Regions from separate parts of the Homo sapiens genome. Here region 2 is linked to region 1. Evidence: chromatin loops called from intact Hi-C (ENCODE). Cell type or tissue: Caco-2. All regions are shown on one strand. Links, peaks and the distances in the headings refer to the core of each region. The heading gives the core; the rest is flanking DNA.

Region 1 (11,044 bases), core at 3,273-8,272:
CTGACAAAATTGGAATAGAGATGGCGAATTAGATAAAAGCATATAGACCAGGTGTGGTGACTAACGCCTGTAATCCCAACAGTTTGAGAGGCTGAGGCAGGCAGATCACCTGAGGTCAGGAGTTCAAGACCAGGCTGGCTAAAATGGTGAAACCCCGTTTCTACTAAAAATACAAAAAAATTAGCCGGGCGTGGTAGTGCGCACCTGTAATCCCAGCTACTTGGGAGGCTGAGGCAGGAGAATCACTTGAACCCGGGAGGTGGAGGTTGCAGTGAGCCAAGATTGCACCATTGCACTCCAGCTTGGGCAACAAGAGTGAAACGCCATCTCAAAAAAACAAAACAAAACAAAAACAAAAAACAAAAAAGCATATAAATTTATGAAATTTATGTCTCTTATGATGACATAAGAGAATATCCTATTCTTGGGAAATAGTCATCAAAATATTTTGGGGTAAATAGCTAATATATGCAACTACCCTCATATTCTTTGGGAAAAAGTTTTATACACACAGATACACACTCATATACACACACACACGCACACACACACAGAGTGAGAATGGGCAAGCCAGAGGAATAAAATCATAAAACAAATGATGTTAATAGGTGAATCTGGTAAAGGATACATGAAAACTTCTTTCTTTTTTTTTTTTAAGAGACAGGGTCTGGCTTTGTAGTCACTCCAGCCTCGGACTCCTGGGCTCAAGAGATCCTCCTGCCTCAGCCTCTCAAGTAGCTAGGACTACAGGCACAAGCTACCATGCCCAGCAGATGTTTCTTTATTTTTTGGGAAAGGGGGAACACATATTTATGTTTAATAAAAAAAAAGAAATGTACTCCTACAATTGAGATTGAGGGTCATGCGTCATGCCTGCTGGTTCGTTGTTTCAATTCTTTTTCTTTGAGATGGAGTTTCACTCTTTTCACCCAGGCTGAAGTGCAATGGTGCGATCTTGGCTCACGGCAAACTTTGCCTCCCTGGTTCAAGTGATTCTCCTGCCTCAGCCTCTGGAGTAGCTGGGATTACAGGCTCCCACCACCATGCCCAGCTAATTGTATTTTTAGTAGAGACAGGGTTTCATCATGTTGGTCAGGCTGGTCTTGAACTCCTGACCTCAGGTGATCCGCCTGCCTTGGCCTCCCAAAGTGCAGGAATTACATGTGTGAGTCACTGCACCTGGCCCAATTCTTAAATATAAGCAGCTATTTGAATCCCAGTGAGAACCAGTTACTATTCATTCCCCTGAGACATGTTCCACTTCTTCCTCTATTCGTAGATTATATTAGTAACTAAAGAGAGTAAGAGTCTGCCTGAGACATGAATATATTTTCTGCCTTCAAAGGCTAGAGCCAGAGAAAGTGCTTCCCTCTGACTGTGAGGGAAGGAGGGTCTTTGAGTCACTGAGTGGATGTCTGAGTCTCCACACATCCTGCTGACAGCGCGTGACTACTGCCTCCAGGTCACCACACCTGGCACACCCAGATCACCTCCTTCAAGACCTTCATTCACTCCATGCTTTTGTTATTCATGGCCATAGCTGGGAGGACCACTTTGTTTCTGGCTTCTTGAGACACAAATGCACCAGTTTCTTTGCAAAGACATGGATGAGAGGCTTATCCTGGCTGAGAAGGAGATTTTGTGGTGAGTACTGGTTTGTTGATGTCACTGAGGCTACATTTCTGGGCTCTAGGGAGATCAGCGTACCCACCTTCCTGAACTGGGTCACCATCTCCAGGATGTGACTGCTGAAGGCTGTGCACACCACATTGGTGGGACCCCACCCACTACTTTACCTGTTTCACCAATGGTTTGCCTTCCATGGCTGAGTCTCTTTAATGGCAACTGCACCCATACCACACCAGTCTGTGGATGTTCCTAATGCTATTTTTATTTTTGCAACTTTTTGTAAGTTTGAAATTGTTACTCAATAAAAATATAAAATTGTACGTATTTGTCTGGATGTGTACATGTGCATTTTTCTGGGGAGAGGGTTGGTCCATGGGTGTTCTTAGGTTATCATGAGAGTATGACAGAAGTAAGTGACTTAGATGTGGCATCTTGATTTGTGAAGAACAGTTTATCTGGCTAGGCGTGGTGGCTCATGCCTGTAATCCCAGCAGTTTGGGAGGCCAAGGTGGGCTGATCACCTGAGGTCAGGAATAGCCTGTAGTCCCAGCTACTCCAGAGGCTGAGGCATGAGAATCACTTCAACCTGGGATGGAGAGGTTGCAGTGAGTCCAGATGGTGCCACTGCACCCCAGCCTGGACTACAAAAGTAAAACTCTGTCATAAAAAAAAAAAAAAAGGTTTATCCTTTATTGGAAAGAAATTTGCACTTTAAAAAGGAGAACTGTATTATTTTTAAGTTGTGGATTCCAATTTCTGGTACTCAAATCTGCATTCACCTTAGCAACACAGAGGTATGTAAAAACTAGTCTGTAGTATCTGGTTGACCTCTGTTCTTCATTCATTGAGCAGTCTTTAAGAACCTACTATGTAGCGCGCACACAGACACACACACACACACACAGACACACACACACACACACATATTTTAGAGACACGGTCTCACTCTGTTGCCAAAGCTGGAGTACAGTGCACAATCATGGCACACTGCAGCCTCAACCTCTTGGGCTCAAGGGATCCTCCTGCCTCAGCCTCCCCAGTAGCTGAGACTACAGGCACATGCTACTATACCTAGCTTTTTTTATTTTTTATTTTTATTTTTTTGTAGAGACATGGCTCTGCTATGTTGATCAGGCTGGTTTTGAACTCCTGACCTCAAGTGATCCTCCTACCTCAGCCTCCCCAAGTGCTGGGACTAGAGGTGTGAGCCACCACACCCAGCCAAGTAGCGTATACTCTGCTACAAATACACAAAGATAAAATATAGGTAATTGTTTTATCTTTGTGTAATTTGTCTTTTGAGAAGCCTACAACCTAGTAGAAAAGAAACCTACAACCTAGTAGAGAAGAAAATAACTGTGATTTTAGTTAGATAGTGCTGAATATCAGGCCAGGTGTGGTGGCTCACACCTATAAATCCTTTGGGAGGCCAAGTCAGGTGGACCCCTTGAGGTCAGGAGTTCGAGACCAGCCTGGCCAATATGGTGAAACCTTGTCTCTACTAAAAATACAAAAATTAGCTGGACTTGGTGGTGGGCGCCTGTAATCCCAGCTACTCAGGAGGCTGAGGCAGGAGATCGGGAGGCGGAGGTGCAGTGAGCTGACATCAGGCCACTGCACTCTAGCCTGGGCGACAGAACAAGACTCTGTCTCAAAAAAGCAAGCAAACAAACAAACAACAACAACAACAAAAAAAAAAACACAAAGAAAGAAAGTGCTGAATATCTCCAACGGAGGAACCAGAAAGCTATAAGAGTTCAGAGGAGAGAATATTTTAGGCTGAAAGATATTGGGTAGATTTCCCAGGGAAAGAGTCATTAAAGCTGAACTTCGCAACATAAATGAGCTCTGCAAAGGTAGACAGTGTGTTTATGTGTGAATGTTAGTGTGTGTGTGTGTGTGTGTGTGTGTGTGTGTGTGTGTGTAGAGTGGGCAAAAGGCAATGTTGGTAATAAGGAACATTGACGGTTGGGCTAAAAATTTCAAATTTTTGTTTACTAGAAAATAGAGTGAGTGTGGAATTTTGAGCTGAAAAATAACATAGCACTATCCTTTTGGAGGAGGCAGAAAAGGGAAACAGGGCCTGACTCTAGCATGTGCCTCTGAGGTACCCAAAATGGTGGCAGAGTGCAGAAGGCAGGGAGCCAGGGGTCCCAAGCAAGGCTGAGGGAGGGAGGTAAGCTGCCCAGCAACGGTAGATGTGTAGAAATGAAGGCTAAAACCTTCTTCAGCCTGGATGTCAAAGAGAAGAAAACTGCCACATGGCTCCCAGGCAGGGAGGCAGGAGGAGGCTGCTGCCAGAGTGCTACCTTCTCCCCATCCACAGATTTGTGCCACCTCTTGTGAGCACACCTGACAGATGGCAGGGTCATCTGGGTGGGGGTAAATGAAGGCGGTGATGGGGTGTAGCACACCCCAGGCCCTGGATGACATTACAGCAGTCCTAGACCAGGCCTCCATTTGGAGTGTTCCCAAGGCTGCCAAAATTTGAGGGCTCACAGAACCAACTCTTTTGTTGTTCAGCTATCACTGTCCCCTAATTATTCATGAATACTTCTGCATGGCAAGGCTATGGCTATGAGTTTTGTTTTTTTTTGTTTTTTTCCCCATGGAAATAAAAGCATAGCTCCAATTATCCAGGAGAAAGACAAATGCCAACTCACCTGATGCAGCCAGGCCTTTGATTTCAAAAGGGTATCAGGAGTGTTGAATCCACAGTCTCACTTCTCAGTTTTTCAAGTGCAGAATTGGATGAGAGTAACTCAAAATTCCCCAGAGACTTAGACCCTGCCTGAGTTCCTATTTCTCTTACTGTGAAGGAAGGGCCCACCAATCCACCCCAGGCCCTCCTGCTGCTGATCTTCATAAGGGATTTCTTCTGAGACAGAGAATTTTCAAACTGAAACAGACTTTAGAGGTCCTTTACTTCAATTGTCTTCAATATAAATGAGGAAATGAAGGTTCCTAAAAGATGAGTGGTTTGTCCAAAGTCATATGAACAGGGCAAATACAACAAGAATCTAGATCTCCTGGCTCCCTGTTCAGTGTTAACTAATAATAGTTGTAGCTTCCCCCAAAAGTTCCTTATGAACTCTTTGAACTCATCTTGTTTTCTGGAACTTTCTCTAGAGGGGGTCTCACGGGTAGTAGACACCGGAGGATGCTGCTGCCCTTGTGGGGTTCAGGTATGAAGTGATCAGGTATGATGACATGGCCTAAATCTCTGAAAGGCTTAAAGGAAATGGAAAGACCTGGTATTTAACAAGACCTGAAACAGGTGTCTTGCTTGTTCACAGAATCTTTCCAGAGAATACCATAATACATCCTGAAAGAGAAGAGAAAATCATAAAGTTTTAAGGAGATTAGATAGTTGAGATTAGCTTTTTGTGATCTTGCAATGTTTTCACTTATTTCCAAATCGTATAACGCCGAGTATGTTGAGCAATCTGGTGAAAATCACATGCAAACAGAGTCTAAGTACTGATAAGAATCCTAAAGGTAAACAATGAATTCCTACTAATGGCTAAGTCACTAAGGTAAGATCCAGTCTAAATACACACCCTTGGTTAAATAGGGTTTCATTAGCTCAGGTTACAGTGGCTCGGGGAAATTTTTCCTTTATGCTTGTCAAGTGAAATTAATTATATATCATCCATCAATCATTGCTGCCAAAGAAGTTATAGGTGAATACTAAAGAATCCACAGCAGCTCCCCCACTGGGCCCCCACCCCCACTCCCTACTCCTTTAGGAGCCCTCTGGGGCATATTTTGGTGCCTATAGGTAAAAGTTCCTGAGATTTTCTGGGAAGTCACAACTTACGTTTTTGGCTGATAACCTGTGAAAGTTTCCCTTTTCAAAACTTGACACTTGGTGTGTGCTTCAAGTTACTCACAAATATTTGACTTTGTAGAGTGTATCTCAGACTGCACAGCAAATTAGATTCTTGCAAGTTTCCAATGTCAAATTTTTCATATAAGTAATGCAAATAATTCAAGAACATTTAAAAATAGACAATACTTTTTAAAATTATAATCCACGTCCTCACCATTCCATTAAATGATTGTTTGAATTTTAATGTATTTCCTTCTATGTATTTAATATATTCCCTTCTATGTATTTTTCTTTTGTATTCACTCTTTTCTCATTATAAAAGCCATGAATGTGTAGCATAGAAAATTCAGAAAGTATGGATAAGAAAAGAACATAAAAATCGGCCATTAACTAATTTATTGGATGGACAAAGTGGCTCATGTCTGTAATCCCAGCACTCTGGGGGCTGAGGTCGGCAGATGGCTTGAGCTCAGCAGTTCAAGACCAGCCTGGGCAACATGGTGAAACCCTGTCTGTATTTAAATTAATAACTTCACTTTTTAAAATAAAAACCTTATTTATCCAGACATAATGAACCTTCCCAGTCTTTTTTAAATACACGTATTTTTTTGTTGTTTTTTGAGATGAGTTTCAGTTTGCCTCCCAGGCTGGAGCGCAGCAGTGCGATCTCGGCTCACTGCAACCTCTGCCACCTGGGTTCAAGTGATTCTCCTGCCTCAGCTTCCCAAGTAGTTGGGATTACAGGCTCTGACCACCGCGCCTGGCTAATTTTTGTAGTTTTAGTAGAGATGGGGCTTCACCATCTTGGCCAGGCTGGTCTCGAACTCCTGACCTCGTAATCCACCCGCCTCGGCCTCCCATACTGCTGGATTACAGGCCTGAGCCACCGCGCCCGGCCTAAATGCATGTATTTTATTTTACTTAATTCTAAGCTGCTTTTTCACTTACCTTTCAAAAAAACATACATGTTTTAAAATCTGTTCTTTTCAACCAAAGAAATGTGTATACATGTTTAAAACATCAAACGATTGGCTGGGCGTGGTGGCTCACGCCTATAATCCCAGCACTTTGGGAGTCCAAGGTGGGTGGATCACCTGAGGTCAGGAGCTTAAGACCAGCCCAGCTAACATGGTGAAACCCTGTTTCTACTAAAAATACCAAAAATTAGCCAGGCATGGTGGCGCGCACCTGTAATCCCAGCTACTTGGGAGACTGAGGCAGGAGAATTGCTTGAACCTGGGAGGCGGAGGTTGCAGTGAGCTGAGATCGCACCATTGCACTCCAGCTCAGGCCACAAGAGTGAAACTCCATCTCAAAAAAAAAGAAAAAATCAAATGGTCATTTTGTTGGTGATTCGGTAGCATCTTATAATAGAAATTCATTTGATAGTCTACTATAGATGAGACAATTTGATTTTATTAGCTTTGATATTTAAATTTCCCCTCTTTTCTCTTCCCTTAGAGTATTTCATTCATCACACAGTTTTTTTTTTTTTTTTTTTGGGACGGAGTTTCCCTCTCGTTGTCCAGGCTGGAGTGCAATGGTGCGATCTTGGCTGACTGCAACCTCTGCGTCCCAGGTTCAAGAGATTCTCCTGCCTCAGCCTCCCAAGTTGCTGGGATTACAGGCATGCGCCACTACGCCCAGACAATTTTTTTTTTTTTTTTTGTAATTTTAGTAGAGATGGGGTTTCTCCATGTTGGTCAGGCTGGTCTCAAACTCCCAACCTCAGGTGATCTGCCCTCCTCAGCCTCCCAAAGTGCTGGGATTACAGGCGTGAGCCACCGTACCTGGCCCAGCACACACTTAGTAAGCATATTTCTGGCCCAGGCTCTGGGTTAGGCATTAAAGATTCAAGCATATTTGCTTATTTTAAAAAGTAATTATTGAGTACCTAATATGAGTCAGACAGCGTTCAAGGTATTTGGGATAGAGCAGTGAACAAATGAGGTAAAAAATCTCTGCCCTTTTGAACCATAAGTTCTGGTGGAGATGAACAGGAGATGTATTATCCTTGCTGAGGTCAAAATTCAGCATTTTTAGGAAATGAGTGGCAGAATTTAATATCTATATTTAATACTTATCAACATCTACTCTGAACTCTTCTATCCTCAGAGATAAGCACACAACAGTGAGCAAGACATCAGCACCTAAACTCAAGTGGCTTATAGTCCAGGGCGCAGTGTTTCTAAGAAGTACCTGTGTGCCTGAAAAATTATCATCCCAAAATGGATATAGTGATACTTGTTCTGCTCACCCTATTGGATGAGTGTGAAATCAAATGAAATGAATCTGCAAGTGCTTTGAAAGCTTTAAAATGAGGAACCTCATGAAAGAGTTAGTATTAGTGTCCTTAGCAGTGGAGAGACATGTACCACATCTGAAACAAGGAGCTAGAATGCTGGAGACTGATCACAAGGCCAGAAAGTCAACGAGACTGGTGTGGGTTTTCCCAACGAAGGAGACACTTTTTAAAATATTTATTTATTTATAATTGAAAAATAAATATTGTGTAGTTTATAGTGTACAACATGATGTTTTGAAATAGGTATACATTGTGGAATGGATAAATTAAGCTAATTAACATATGCATAACTTCACATACTATTTATTTGTGGCAAGAACACTTATTAAGATGTTTTCCAAACTTCTTTTTTTTTTTTTTTTTTGGAGAAAGCATTTTGTTCTCTTGCTCAGGCAGGAATGCAGTGGGCCGATCATGGCTCACTGCAACCTCCCAGGCTCAGGCAATCCTCCCACCTCAGCCTCCCGAGTAGCTGGGACTGTATGCACTACCACACCTGGCTAACTTTAAAAAAAAAATTTGTAGAAATGAGGTCTCACTCCAGCCTGGCCAACATGGTGAAACCCCGTCTCTACTAAAAAAAAAAAAATACAAAAATTAGCCGGGCGTGGTTAATCCCGGCTATTTGGGAGGCAGAGGCCGGAGAATCGTTTGAAACCGGGAGGCGGAGGTTGCAGTGGGCCAAAATCAAGCCATTGCACTCACACCTGGGGGTTAAGAGCAAGATTTCTCTCAAAAAAAGAAAAGAAAAGAAAAGAAAAGAAAAGAAAAGAAAAGAAATGAGGTCTCACCATATTGCCTAGGCTGGTCTCAAAATCTTTAGCTCAAGCGATCCTCCCACTTTGGCCTCCCAAAGTGCTGGGATTACAGGTGTGAGCCACCGCACCTGGTCAAGACATTATTTTTTAGAGCAGTATTAGGCTTATGTCAAGATTGAGAGGAAGGTACAAAGATTTTCAACATACTCCTGCCCCGCACATGCATAGCCTCCTCTGTTATCAACATTCCCCACCAGAGTGGTACATTTATTACAATTGGTGAACCTACACTGACACACCATTATTACCCAAAGTCCACAGTTTACATTAGGGCTCACCCTTAGTACTGTATATGCTATGGGTTTGGACAAATGTATAATGATTTCCACTATCCCAGTCATACAGAGTATTTTCACTGCTCTGGAAATCCTCTGTGCTCTGCCTATTCATCATTCCCTCCCCTCTAATCCCTGGTGACCACTGATCTGTTTACTGTCAGGAGTCTCTCTCTCTCTCTTTTTTTTTTTTTTTTTTTTGAGATGGAGTCTTCCTCTGGCTCTGTCGCCCAGGCTGGAGTGCAGTGGCATGATCTCGGCTCACTGCAACCTCCACCTCCAGGGTTCAAGCAATTCTTGTGCCTCAGCCTGCAGAGTAGCTGGGATTGCAGGCGCCTGCCACCATGCCTGGCTAATTTTTGTATTTTTAACAGAGACGAGATTTCACTATGTTGTCCAGGCTGGTCTCAAACTCCCTGGCTCAAGTGATCCGCTTGCCTTGGCCTTCCAAAGTGCTGGGATTATAGGCATGAACCACTGCACCTGGCCCATGGAGACATTTTTTAACAGATGGACAAAGACATGACCATAATTGATAATTGATCATTTCCAGAATTAAAGTCATTTGGTAAATAAGGCCCTATGGTAATACAGTAATCATAATATTTTAGTAGCACTTTACACTTTACTGTATCATCCCACTAATTCTCCTAACAGTTATATATTTTCAAAAATCTATGCTCCGATTCTCATCCTTTCCCTAGTTCAGTGGTTCTTAACCTTTGGTCAGTATCAAAATCACCTGGGGAACTTGATACACTCACCAGAGCCCAGATCCTATCCTCTGTGCTCTTTATTAGCTCTCCAAGTCAATCTGATAACACACAAACATTTGTGAATCAGTACTTTTAGTTTACAATCTGACAGTTTTCAGAGCTGAAAAACATCTTAGAAATCATCCTGCTGATGTCTTTACAAGAAAGTTGACAGAGGTTTGGAGATGTTAAGTGGCTGCTCCAGGGTTGCAAAGCCAGCCAGGGCCTGAGCCATCATCACCCAAACATAGTTTTCGTACTGGATTGACCAAGGTGTCACTCCCTCCTTTCTGCTGTCTAGGGACCTCCAGGCGCATGAGTGTCCCTGCAGTGTTGGTGGCTCACAGCCACAGCTCTTGTTAGAAGCAAGTGTGATTTCCCAGAGAAAGCTGCTCTTGAGAGTTTCTAGCACTGCCTTACCTAACCACAAAAGTACTTACTCTGTCTGAGAACAATGTATTCTATGTAGTGGCCCCTGATATAAGTTTTTAAAGCACTGTAAATTCTTCAGTTGAGGTGAAGAAATTTCCAAATTAATCTCTCCACATTAGGACATTATCACTTTCCATAGACAATCATTTCTGCATGTATCTAGGACTTTCACTTCTTTAGCTTCCTACCTAAAACTAAACGCATTCATCGATTTTCTCTGACTTTTCTCAATCTGATGCCTGGATTTTGACTCATATCCTCACAACCTGAGTCTACACATTATAAATGATACAGATACAGGATGGCACTTATTAATATACTGTTTCTGTTTTGTTTTTATTTTGTGTAGGGGGTAAAAGGAGTAGAAAATGATGTGTTTTCTTCTTCTGTGAAAATACCTGGTTGCTCTTATTAAACTTTTGGCCCCCTGGAGCCTCAGCAACAAGAATATTTCTGAAATGCCCACTATTCGTCCTCATCCTTCTAGAGTGAATTGATTGGTCTAGTTAATGTGACTCCTTAGTAAACTGGTTGATAATACCTGGTGCAGTGAGGGGGTGGAGGCATTTTTATCCACTCAAATTGGGATGGACTTGGTGCTACCTTGAGAGGGAAAGCTGGCAATACAGATTCAGATTAAAATGTAGGCATTCTGGCTGGGTGCAGTGCTTCACACCTGTAATCCCAGCACTTTGGGAGGCCAAGGCAAGCAAATTGCCTGAGGTCAGGAGTTTGAGACTAGCCTGGCCAATATGGTGAAACCCTATGTCTACTAAAAATACAAAAAAAATAGCCGGGCATGGTAGCATGCACCTGTAATCCCAGGTACTTGGGAGGCTGAGGCAGGGGAATTGCGTGAACCAGGGGTTGCAGTGAGCCAAGATCGCGCCACTGCACTCCAGCCTGGGCAACAGAGTGAGACTCCATTTCAAAAAAATATATTAGCTGGGCATTGTGGGACGTGCCTGTAGTCCCAGCTACTCAGGAGGCTGAGGTAG
Region 2 (11,044 bases), core at 2,094-7,093, 120 kb before region 1:
CTCTGTTCAGTCAAAAAGCACCATTCTCCACAATAGACCACACACTGACAGCCAGCGTGACATCAACTCACACTTTCATACTTTTCCCCCCATCCATAGTTCTGAGTTCACAAAGTGGCCATACAGTAGCCTTGGTTAGGTTCCTTTAATGAACATTTTGCGGCTCCTATGACCAACATTGAAATCCGCAGAGCCCTGGGAGGAACAAATAGATTTTTAATCGTGAGTTCCAAACCAGAATGTATAGCTATAGATATTAAAAGTAAGCTGGTCTCCACATCCTCTCCCAATGCCAATGCCCACAGCAACCCCAGATGATGTGAAAACTCTGAGTTAAAAGTTCTTCTAAGACTTATTAGGTTCCAAGACACTGTTTTCCATGTCCTGAGAGAGATCAAACAGGAAAGGAGAGAAGGCACAAATTTTATGTATTTATTTAAAGGTAAGAGCACCTCTAGTATTTTATTATGCTTCATGAGATGGTTAATCCTACAAATTAACAAACATTAATCTTGTGGAGTGGAGTTCTGCCCCCTTTTGAATTGGTTTTACTGGGAAGAGGGGTGTGGAGGAAAACAAGAGGGTTAGGAAAGGCAGCAACTGTTTTAAAACTCTGAACAAAGATGCGACCACCTTTTGGCTGTCCTGCTGCTGCAAGGACTGGACCTTCCAAGAGTTCGTTTTACATTTGTTGAAGCCCAGGCCTTGGTGCCTCAAGTTTTAAATGGAATTACTCAAGGGGGGCACACTACTAGACAAACTATTCTAGCCAATTCCTTCATCCCCGACCCAGTCCCTACTCCTCTCTGCCCCCGCCCACTTCGCCACTTCTTAGTCCCGGATCTGAACATTTTAGCTGAAAGAGGGAGGGGTGAGGAAAGGGCCAGGACAGTTCCCTCAGTGCCACCACTGCGGGCAAGGACAGTTCCCTCAGTGCCACCACTGCGCCTGGAGAGATCCCCGCGGCCCTGCCGCTGGCTGATTCTCCCCTGTGCCTTGACTTGCTGAAACATCTCTCTGGGGAAAATTACTCCCTACTTGCTTACATGTGTGTATTAAAAAACACATGTAGCCATACACATGTTTCATCACGGCAACAAAAAATATCAACATTCTAGCCCCAGGAGCAAAACGTATCAATCATTCGCCTAAATATTGTTCAGTAGATGGGGGCGGGAATAGGTAGACCTCCTAGGAGAGCGGTCACAAGTCCCCTCTCCTCCGCATGGACACCAGGAATGCGGGGTCTGGCGGTGCTGGGCGCAGGGCGAGAAGATTTGATGTGCAGGGTAAGTAAAGGACAAGTTATTTAAAACCTCAACACAGGAAAAGATGGTAAGAGTGCTGTGTAGCCCTTTGCTTGCTTGTGACTACGAGTCGCTAGGTGGCCCGCGTTTAGAGTATGCCTACGGCGCCTACTAACGTCTAGACCTAGGAGAGGCGTCTCCCGCCCCTCGACCCACAGCCAGCCGCCACTTGATAGCTAACGCGTCTTCCGGCCGGTACACACCCACAATTAATCTTTCTTATTAAAGCCTCCATTCTGTACCCATGGGGCGACTCAAACCTATTTAGATTTCCGTGGTTGGCTGCACAAATTTAAGTGGGCAACGAGTTATAAACCTAATAACAGAGGACGAGAGAGGGTGATTTGAGTAGAGAAGACGCAAGATTCACTAGGGTCGTGAAGATGCTGCGGGCCTTGCCCACCACGGCATCTACCTCGGGGTGCACGCCAGGCTCTGAGAAAGGTAGTGAACCTCACAATCACACTCACCACACACAACATGCGTACACACACTTGCACTCCTACCCCCTTTGCTCACAGGTACACTTGTGTGGAAATTGCCTCTTCCGTAGTTCTTATAAACTCCTCCCAGACAGGCAGAATTCTCAGAGCATCGGAACCAGGGAACTTGCAGGGAACCAGGGAAGGTTTGCACTGTTTGGGATTAATTGAGAATAATTAACACTGGAGCCGTTAATCACCACTTTGCTGCTCTCTCCCTCCTTTCGGGTCTGCGGCGTCTGCCTTTTTCGCTCCCGCTGCCGGCGCGGGTGTACTGGTGAAAGTGAAGACGTCGCGGTAGCTGTCACCCAGTTCGGCTGTACTTTTTTAAACGCTCGCATATTGTTTGATTACTAATTCGAGTTAATATGATCTTTATGGCAACATAACAGTGGATAATTGGCCTTTTTTTCTGAACAACAATGTAAATCACAATCGCTTTATTATTTAATAACGTCAAACGCTTCGTTGGATTGGCCCCGACCGAGAAGACCTTTTCTTTCTAGACAGTGTTGTGGAGGAAGAACAATGAAGATCTAATTGTGGAGATTTCATAAGTTGGCTCCCGTAAATGAACAGCTTAGATATGGAAGTTCCAGCAGATGTGGGTACTATTCGCCTCTACAAGCTCTACCCCCCACCCCCATATACGCAGTCCAAACACTCTATTGGAGGGTTTTTTTTTTTTTTTTTTTTTTGTGGTGGTGGTGGTCCTCAGATCCTAGCAACCACCTAAAGTTTCCAGTAGTAATTAGAGCTTTTATCGGGCTTGCTCTTCAGCCCTTTATATTGCCGATTTAGCGTTAAGGCATTAAGTCCACACACCAAATTAGCGCGACTCCCAAATAGCCACAACCACTTATTCTCCCCTTCCCTCATTTTGGTGGTTGGACACCAAGAGCATGGGCCTGGGACTTTTTTTTTTTTTTTTTTTTTTGGTTTTACTTTGTTTTGATTTGATTTTTAAAACCTATTCGCTACCGCACTGTCTTGGAATATACTTGTTTCAGGCAGAGTTTTGCAAGGGACCTGAGCCATTATTTTGCAAACGCCTGGAAGAGCACATGAAACTCAGAGAACTACAATGCAGACGACAACGCCTAGAAGGAATGGGTCCCCGCTGCTCGAATGAAAGATTAATTACATTTGCCCCAAAAGCCCCAATTCTAACGGTCTCTATCGCGGCTTTTGCCGTCACTGAAGGACCGCTGTCTCTGGGGTCTTCAGACATCGGAGTCCTTTGCAAATGAAGAGCCCCCACCATTTGGAATTCGGGTCAAGGAGAAAGACTCTGAGCCTGCAGCAGTTTTTGTTTTTGCGTGTGCCCGCCTCTCCATTTTATTCAACTTCTTCTGCCTGTCGGGAAGCAGAACAATCGCTCCCCACCCACCCCCCTCCGCCCCGTTTCTAAGATAAACAGGAGGTGCAAAATGCTTTGCCTGCACACGCGCCCTCGTGGCCCAGTCTTCCTGCAACCCCCAGCGCACCGGCCATGCATCTGTCTCCCAACCAGACGTGGGAGAAGACATCCCCCCTTCACTCTTCCCACCTGCATTTAAAAACCATCACATTGACTGCTCTAGAGTCAGGTTCACATTTTTGGCCCTCCATGCCACCTTCCAGTTTCTTCCCGGTCCACTCTCTTTCTCAGGACCTAAAAAGTGACGGGGAGAGGGTGAAGAATTGGAGAAAGCAGCGGATTTTCAAAACGTATCCCCCCCGCCCCCCCATCTTTTAAAGTAGTATGTTACCACAAGGAGTGCATTTGGGAAACTTTCCCTAACAGGAGCTGGGCGCAGTGTTATTCTTCTCCATGGGTCTGCTGGCCTCCCCGCCCCCGCTGGACAATGCGTGCTTTGAGACTCGGTGGCCTGCAGGCAGCGGGAGACGAGGGGACTGGGCAGCCTTCCTCCAAGGGGCCCGCAGCTGGGGGAGCGCCAGGCAGGGAGCAGGGACAAGGAGGCGAGCCACGCAGGAAGGAAAACCATAAAAGTGCCATTTTTTCCCTTAGCCCTGCACAGAGGCAGGCTTTGAGGACCTAGGGGCAGGGCAGCTGGGGCGGGGTGGGGTGGGGGTGTTGAGAGGTTTTGCGTGTTCTTTTTACCCCCTTTCCCCCCACTGAAACATTTTATTTCGGCACATAATTATGCACTGCAGATTCTCCAGCCTCCTCGCCCTCAATCTTGGTAACCTGGTCTTTGGTTAATAATATCGCAACTCGGGACTTCAACGCTCAGACCCCCTCCAGGCCCCAGCCTCCGTATTCTCGGAGCCCTCCACTACTGATACCTCTCGCGGAGTGCGGCGCCCCGGGAAAAGCCTCTTGGCCAGGGACTCTGGGACATTACTTTCTAGTTTGTTTTGTTTTTTGTTTTTCTCCCAGAGACCACCACCACCCTCATCCTCTTCAGGCAGCATTTAGGAGAGGACCTCTGAGATCAGCAGAAGGCCTCAGACGGTCACCATATTGGTGGAAGCGTTTGTCTGATGTTTTAAAACGTATACCAAACGGGGCGTCAGGGCCACGTGCTGTGCCTTCGAAACGCCGCCGCGGGCCCTGCCTTTCAGAGCTGCGGCAGCCGGGGCTGGCGTGGAGGGGGCGCTGAAACACCGGCGGGCGTCAGGGGCCAGCGCTGAGCTGCAGATCTGGCCGCAGCGCTGAGTGAAGCGAATTATCTGGAGCGTGTTTGATCTGGGACTGCGTAGTCAGCTTCTGCTTTATTTGTTTGTTTGTAATCTCATATTTAGCAAGCCGGGACGGTGGCAGCAAGGGAGAAAGGACGGGATGGAGGAGGGGGCTTCGCGGTAACCACACCCCTTCCTAATGAGTTAATTTCCATATTTGCGCCTCCCGCATCTAGCGCCCTCTTTTTTTTTTTTTTTTTTTTTTTTTTTTTGCCTGACGCCACTGTGCTGTTGCGTCTTGCGCAGCGCAGACACCTCCACTCTGGATTGAAACGAAAAAGCTCGCGGTAAGAGCAGAAAATTGGTCTATTGATACATTCGCTCCGAGTGTTGATCTTGGCATCACCGATAGCCGGTTAATTCCCCCACCCCGCCCCCGCCAGTGGGTCGCACGCGGATTGCCGAGGGCTTGCAGGCACTCAGGCAGACGCAGACAGAAACCCACATCGACCCCCCCCCTTTCCCCGCCTCCAGCTGTCCGACCCTCAAGTCTCTTTCTTTTTCTTTTTTACCCAACTCCGGATTATTTTCCCCCTCAAGGTGAGGGCAGTGAGAGCAGCGAGGGCACAGTCCGCACAAAAAGGGGGAAAATAATCGCAAACCAAGGAACCAAAAGTGAAAGTTTCAAACTAGATACCAACCCTGATGGAGGTTGGGTGCTGACCCGACTGTGGGTACTTAAGAGAAGGAAGGAGGGAAACTGAGGTGGTGAGATTATGTCCACAGTATGGGTCGGTTAAAAGTTGTAGTAAAGAAGTTTTGGGAGGGCCCTCACTAGAAACTCAAGGCGGGTTTCAGCTGATTTAACCTGGTTTCCTACACATTTTTGCGGTGATTCTGCTCTGGAAATTGGCGAAAGAGACAGACCTTTGCAATTGCTCACCCCTCCCTGCCCCCAACCACCCTGCTTACTTTCGCGAAGCGCATTAGGATGTGGGCTCTGGCTTGAGCTCCAAAATAGCTTGCTTGTCAATTGCGAGCTGCAGCAATATCAAAGTGAACTGTCCCAAGTAACTCTTGTCTAGAAGCTGGGAAGAAGCTTAAGCAGCTCGCTTTAATGATGATTTGTAGCTCGGCGAGGGGCACGGACAGCAAACACCCCGCAGGTGTGTGCCGTAACACCATCATCCGGACTTGAATGTAGATTACTCTGGCGATCGTTTGATCGGCCCTTTGAAACCCTTTACAATTGCCTGTGACGAACGGCCAGTCTCAGTTTTTCTCTGAATAATCCCTGAGGGTAAGTCCTCCGGGCTTTTAAAGAGCTCTAGTATTTTTTTTTTAAAGAATAAAAAGAAAAACGTTCGATTTTAGTTTAGACCTCGTCAACTTTTAGTCGCTAACAGGCATCACTCAAGCCAGTCAATACTTAATGACCGTTAGTTACCCTTGCTGTCTTCCTAGAAACCATATACATATGTGTGTATATATGTATGTGTGTGTGTATGTACCTACATACATACTTTGTGTTTATAAAAAGGAGAACAATGTTATTAATTTCATTTTCTTTAGTTTCATACCTCCTTGCCTGTTTATAGAGGTGTGTGGGGGTGTTTATTGTAAACATGCATTATTATTATTAATGCCATTGTTAATCTTGTCTTAATGCCTTCTCTGTTCTCTCTGAATTATACCTACTCAGTGGGAGTTAACGTAAAGGTTAAAGCTTTACAAAGTAAAACTAGAGTTTAACCCCCCTCAGCACCTTCACACCAACCGCTGTCACCAAAATGAAAATGTAGTGCTGTTCAACCTTTAATATTTACTTAGAGTATTTACATAAGGGGAGGGAAATGAACTTTTGTCTGAAACATACAACAAGCGGCACTTTGATTTTATAAAATAAATGTCAACAATTGCTAGGGCTTATCAAACTGGGGTAGGGAGTGGGGTGGAAGTGCAGTTGGATTAAAGGCCCATTCCTGCCACTTCAGACTACAAAGGGTTACACATAATAAGTGCCGAATTTGCCTATTGCAAAAGTTTTCTTGGTGCTTTCTAAGTCACAACAGGGGAGGGGGAAAGCTGTCGTTTATTATCCAGTTCTGGGCAGGAGCAGACCCCAGTACCAAGGGGCTCTTAGCTTTGCCCGGCAGAAGAGGGGTAGCCTTTCAACAGCAGCCCCCTTTGTTCTCCTGATCTCTTTCCCAATTTCAAGCTTCACTTGCACATCCCAAGTTTGTGTGTTAATGACGCTATTACCATCTGGCTCGCCCTACTTTCCAAAAGATATAAATCTCCCAGCTCCATTGCCCGCATTATCATTTAAGTGCCACCATAGCCAGAAGAAAAAGATGCTTTCAAGACTCCAGATTCTCTTGCACTTACTACCCCTGGCATGGCTCTTCCACTATATTTATAGACTATACGTTGGGGGTGGGAGTGCTCCTTGAGAGACCTGATTTCCCAAGAGCTGTCCCTCCAAGCCAAAGAAAACATGCTTTTGGGTGAAAAGAAAGGCATCAAATGAATTTTCCCTGAAAACATTTTTGTTTTGTTTGCAGCAAGCCGAATAGTATGTGCCAACATACTTTTACGTGCTTGTGGCTTCCTTTCTCTCGCAGGTTTGTAAAAGTTTTGGTGCAACTCCCCGACATTCAAGATGTGCCACTCTTCAACCCTATTTTGAGCGGGAGAATAGATTTGTTTCTCTATAGGAGTGGGGGCAGGGGTGAAGGGAGATAAAAAGAGCCCTGTGAAGCAACTTTTGGGAGCTGGGCATCCCTTCTAAACCCTCACTTTTATTAGTGCCTGCATAGATGTGTAGGTGTTGTATGATTTACACACTTCTGGTTGTAGATCTAGATCCACCTCTCTCCTTCGATTCTTTCCTGGGCAAAGTAATCAGTGATTTGCGTGTTTTGAGCACAAAAGCTGAGAAAATACGACAAAAGGAGTGGGGCTGGCTTGTGCATGGCTCCACAATGACTCCATTTAACTGGCCAGGTCCGAGTGAATAGAGGAGAGCAGAGTCTGCCTCTAAACGCGTGGGCTTTTGGTTCAGGCCCCTCGCTGATTTGAACAGCTAATTTCCCCTTTGCGGGTTTCTGAACTGTTTGTGCTCTTGGTCCGTCATATGTGGGTGCATCTTTCTCCGTGTGATGCCTGCTCTTCTTCCCACTGTTATCTTCACAGAGGCAAGTTCCACTAAGATAAGCCAACCCAACAGGTTGGAAGAAGAATTGGAAATATGAACCTCCCAGGATCTTAAGGGAAGCTCTTAAAATCAACAGGATTTGAGCAGCAATACCCCTGCCCCCTTAAAAAAAAATGTCAAACAGAGAAAGCATCTTTAAGGAAAAATATATTCTTTTTGAGGAATAACAAAATCACTTATTATATATTCCTAATACTTTGTATGAACTGAGCACAGAAGGTGTCCACAACAGTGATTAATTTATATCACACTCATGTAGCTGTCTGCATGCAAAAGCCACATTTTTCTTTCTAGTTCACTTTCCTGCTTTTTTCCCCCAAACTCAAACAAGATCTTGTTTAGAAATGTGTATCCCTACTTTTTCCTCTTGAGAACATTATCAAGTTGATATGAACAAATTGCAGAGGATATACCATTTAAGTAAGATGCACTTTTAATCACTGATCATTAAAATGGTTATGTTAAATATACTCAATTACATGCATGACTTAACTCTAACAGTACTTTCTATTCTCCCAGCTGCTCACGTATTCCTTAACGATAGTCTGTGGTAGAAACTTGATTATGCTGAATCCATACATTTCGATGGATTTCATCAGCCTAATTAATGCCTCAGTGTGGTCCTGGGGTCTGAATGAACCCTTTACTATCGTTTGAGGTTAAAGGCAGTGGTGGAATGTAGAAGGATTTTTTTTTCCTTAGTTACTCCCGGGGTACTTAGGGATTCCATTAAGCAAGGTGGATAGCAGTTGTTAAACAGACTATGTGGAACAAGAAAACCCATCCAAATGGCAGAAAAGTGAGGCTAATTCTTCATTCTTATTTCACACCAACACTTTCGGATTCCATAGACAATCTCCAAATATTTAGTAAAGTGGAAATTACCATCTTCCGTTGTATCTTAAAACTTCACTGAGAAGGAAGAGTTGAAAATAGATTTACAACTGATGGCTAAATTCATTTTGTTTTATTCATCAAGGCTGTCCCTGCTCCTTCTCTTCCTGTTCCCATAACTTTCAGACTACTTGCCCCCTCAATTTCAACTTTCATCTTTCACAAGGAAGCACTCATGGCTGTTATTCAGCAGAAACTCAAGTCACCCCCAATGGGGTGACTACATTTTGTCTTTTCAGGTGTAAATTAACATCTGAATACATCTCAATCTTACTGACCCCTACCACCACCACCAATCCTGCCTCAGCAGAGTTGCGGCTAATCTGTACCTCCACAAATGGCAGGGTAGATAGAAGTCAAATTTCCCAAACTCCATCCCCCAGCAGGAAGACCAAAAGTGCTTGTATTGCCTATGAGATAAATCCTGATATTTGCACATGTCTAATGAAACACCTGTGGAAGAATACCTTTCAAGACATGTTTCCTTGGTGGTCAAGAAGAAATAAAAAGAGGAAGAAAAAAAAAGAGATGAAGGTATCTTGATTCTTTAAGAAATGTTCCAACTCTGACTTTGAGTCCCTAAGGACAAACTGTTCACCCAGCAGAACTTCCTTCATGCAAGAGATCCACTGACCCAGCCCTTAGTTGCAGAAGGGCAATACCATACGTCCATAGAAATCTGATGGAACTGGAAGGATTTTAGACCTATAACCAAATTACTACCTTGGAACTTTGTGCTTGTTATGCTAATGTAATGATTTCTGTAGTAAGGGTATATTGTAAGGTTGCAAATTACGTTTTTATAATGCTTTGTGTAATGACAGACGTTACATAGAAGAGACACATGTGCCAGGATTGGTGGCATAGTACTTTTTTTTTTTTTTTTTTTTTGAGATGGAGTTTTGCTCTTGTTGCCCAGGCTGGAGTGCAATGGTGCGGTCTCGGCTCACTGCAACCTCCGCCTCCCGAGTTCAAGCGATTCTCCTGCCTCATCCTCCCAAGTAGCTGGGATTACAGGCACCTGCCACCATACCTGGCTAATTTTTTTGTATTTTTAGTAGAGACGGGGTTTCACCATGTTGGCTAGGCTGGTCTTGGACTCCTGACCTCAGGTGATTCTCCAGCCTCGGCCTCCCAAAATGCTGGGATTACAGGCATGAGCCACCGCACCTGGCCAGTGGCACAGTACTGACAAACACTGGAGGACATTTAAATAGATAAATGTAGACCTAGATATGTTTCTAAAATTAAGCTGAGAATGAGCTCACGGAACTAGGTAACAAAGCAGATGCTGCTGGCCAGACCATTGCAAGGGTTAAGATGGTCTTGCAGCACCCACCTTTTCACTCAGATCTAGTGGAGTAGCAGCACAGCACATTGCTCAATCCTTTGGGATAGATTCCTAGGGAAGAAAAAAAGAGACTGTTTCATAAATAGTACTGCAAGCAAGCAGTTATCTCCAGCTCATGGTTTCTGTAGTGTTAAGGTTAGATTGCAGAGGGTCAGAGAAAGCAATATTTCCTGTTGGGGGTAGAGGAGAGAGAAAGTGAGTGCAAGTATGAAGTATGTAAAGAAATAAACCTTTTTTTTTTTTTTTTTTTGAGGCGGAGTCTCGCTCTGTTGCCTAGGCTGGAGTGCAGTGGCACAATCTTGGCTCACCACAACCTCCACCTCCCAAGTTCAAGGGATTCTCCTGCCTCAGGCTCCTGAGTAGCTGAGATGACAAGCTCCCACCACCATGCTCAGCTAATTTGTTTGTATTTTGTATTTTTATTTTTATTATTATTATTATTTTTTGAGACAGAGTCTCGTTCTGCCGGCCAGGCTAGAGTACAGTGGCATGATCTCGGCTCACTGCAACCTCCGTTTCCCGGGCTTACGCAATTCTCCTGCCTCAGCCTCCCGAGTAGCTGGGATTACAGGCATGTGCCACCACGCCCAGCTAATTTTTGTATTTTTAGTAGAGACGGGGTTTCACCATGTTGGCCAGGCTGGTCTCGAACTCCTGACCTCAGGTAATCCACCCGCCTCGGCCTCCCAAAGTGCTGGGATTACAGGCGTGAGCCACTGCACCTGGCCTAATTTTTTTTGTATTTTTAGTAGAAACGGGTTTTCACTATGTTGGCTAGGCTGGTCTCGAACTCCTGACCTCGTGATCTGCCCACCTCGGCCTCCCAAAGTGCTGGGATTACAGGTGTGAGCCACCACGCCTGGCCTGACCCTAAAATATTAGAGCCATATATGCTGGGGTTGTCAGTACATCCCTTACATTCAGTGCTTCATGTCTCTGTGCTATGTGATTAAGAATGCAGGCAAATCATCAAACTTGCAGTATTGACCTTATGTGATTTGTATCTTGGAAATCAAGGACAAGATAGCTTAATACAGCACATTTACAAAAATTAAATACAACTCTTCAGTGTTTAAGACTGGGCTGGGGTTTAATCATTTCCCTTAATTGTAAACAAGGCAAATTCACACACTGATCAAGCATCCAAGAAATGAACGTGTTTTCATCA

The links. A loop is a pair of places that touch in the nucleus more often than their neighbours do. Peaks named below come from ENCODE experiments on the same cell type or tissue, not always from the same donor. Only the 100,000 strongest peaks of a DNase experiment are listed, where the experiment ranks them.
Region 2: it touches region 1 in a loop (3-fold over the local background); 3 of 110 quality-filtered maps call a loop at or near these places.

Annotation. Positions count from the first base shown.
Region 1 is chr3:181,846,063-181,857,106 of GRCh38, forward strand. It overlaps the pseudogene PSMG3P2. Among named protein-coding and RNA genes, the nearest start is that of LINC01206, 100 kb to the right of the region's middle. RefSeq lists an enhancer at 2,436-3,057. In Caco-2, for the core only: no CTCF peak of the experiment used is centred there; a DNase peak (open chromatin) is centred at 5,239.
Region 2 is chr3:181,722,335-181,733,378 of GRCh38, forward strand. The region is part of intron 6 of SOX2-OT (SOX2 overlapping transcript); the gene reads left to right. Among named protein-coding and RNA genes, the nearest start is that of SOX2, 16 kb to the left of the region's middle. RefSeq lists an enhancer at 5,254-5,992. In Caco-2, for the core only: a CTCF peak has its summit at 4,412; DNase peaks (open chromatin) are centred at 4,517 and 4,857; H3K4me3 peaks cover 1,556 bases.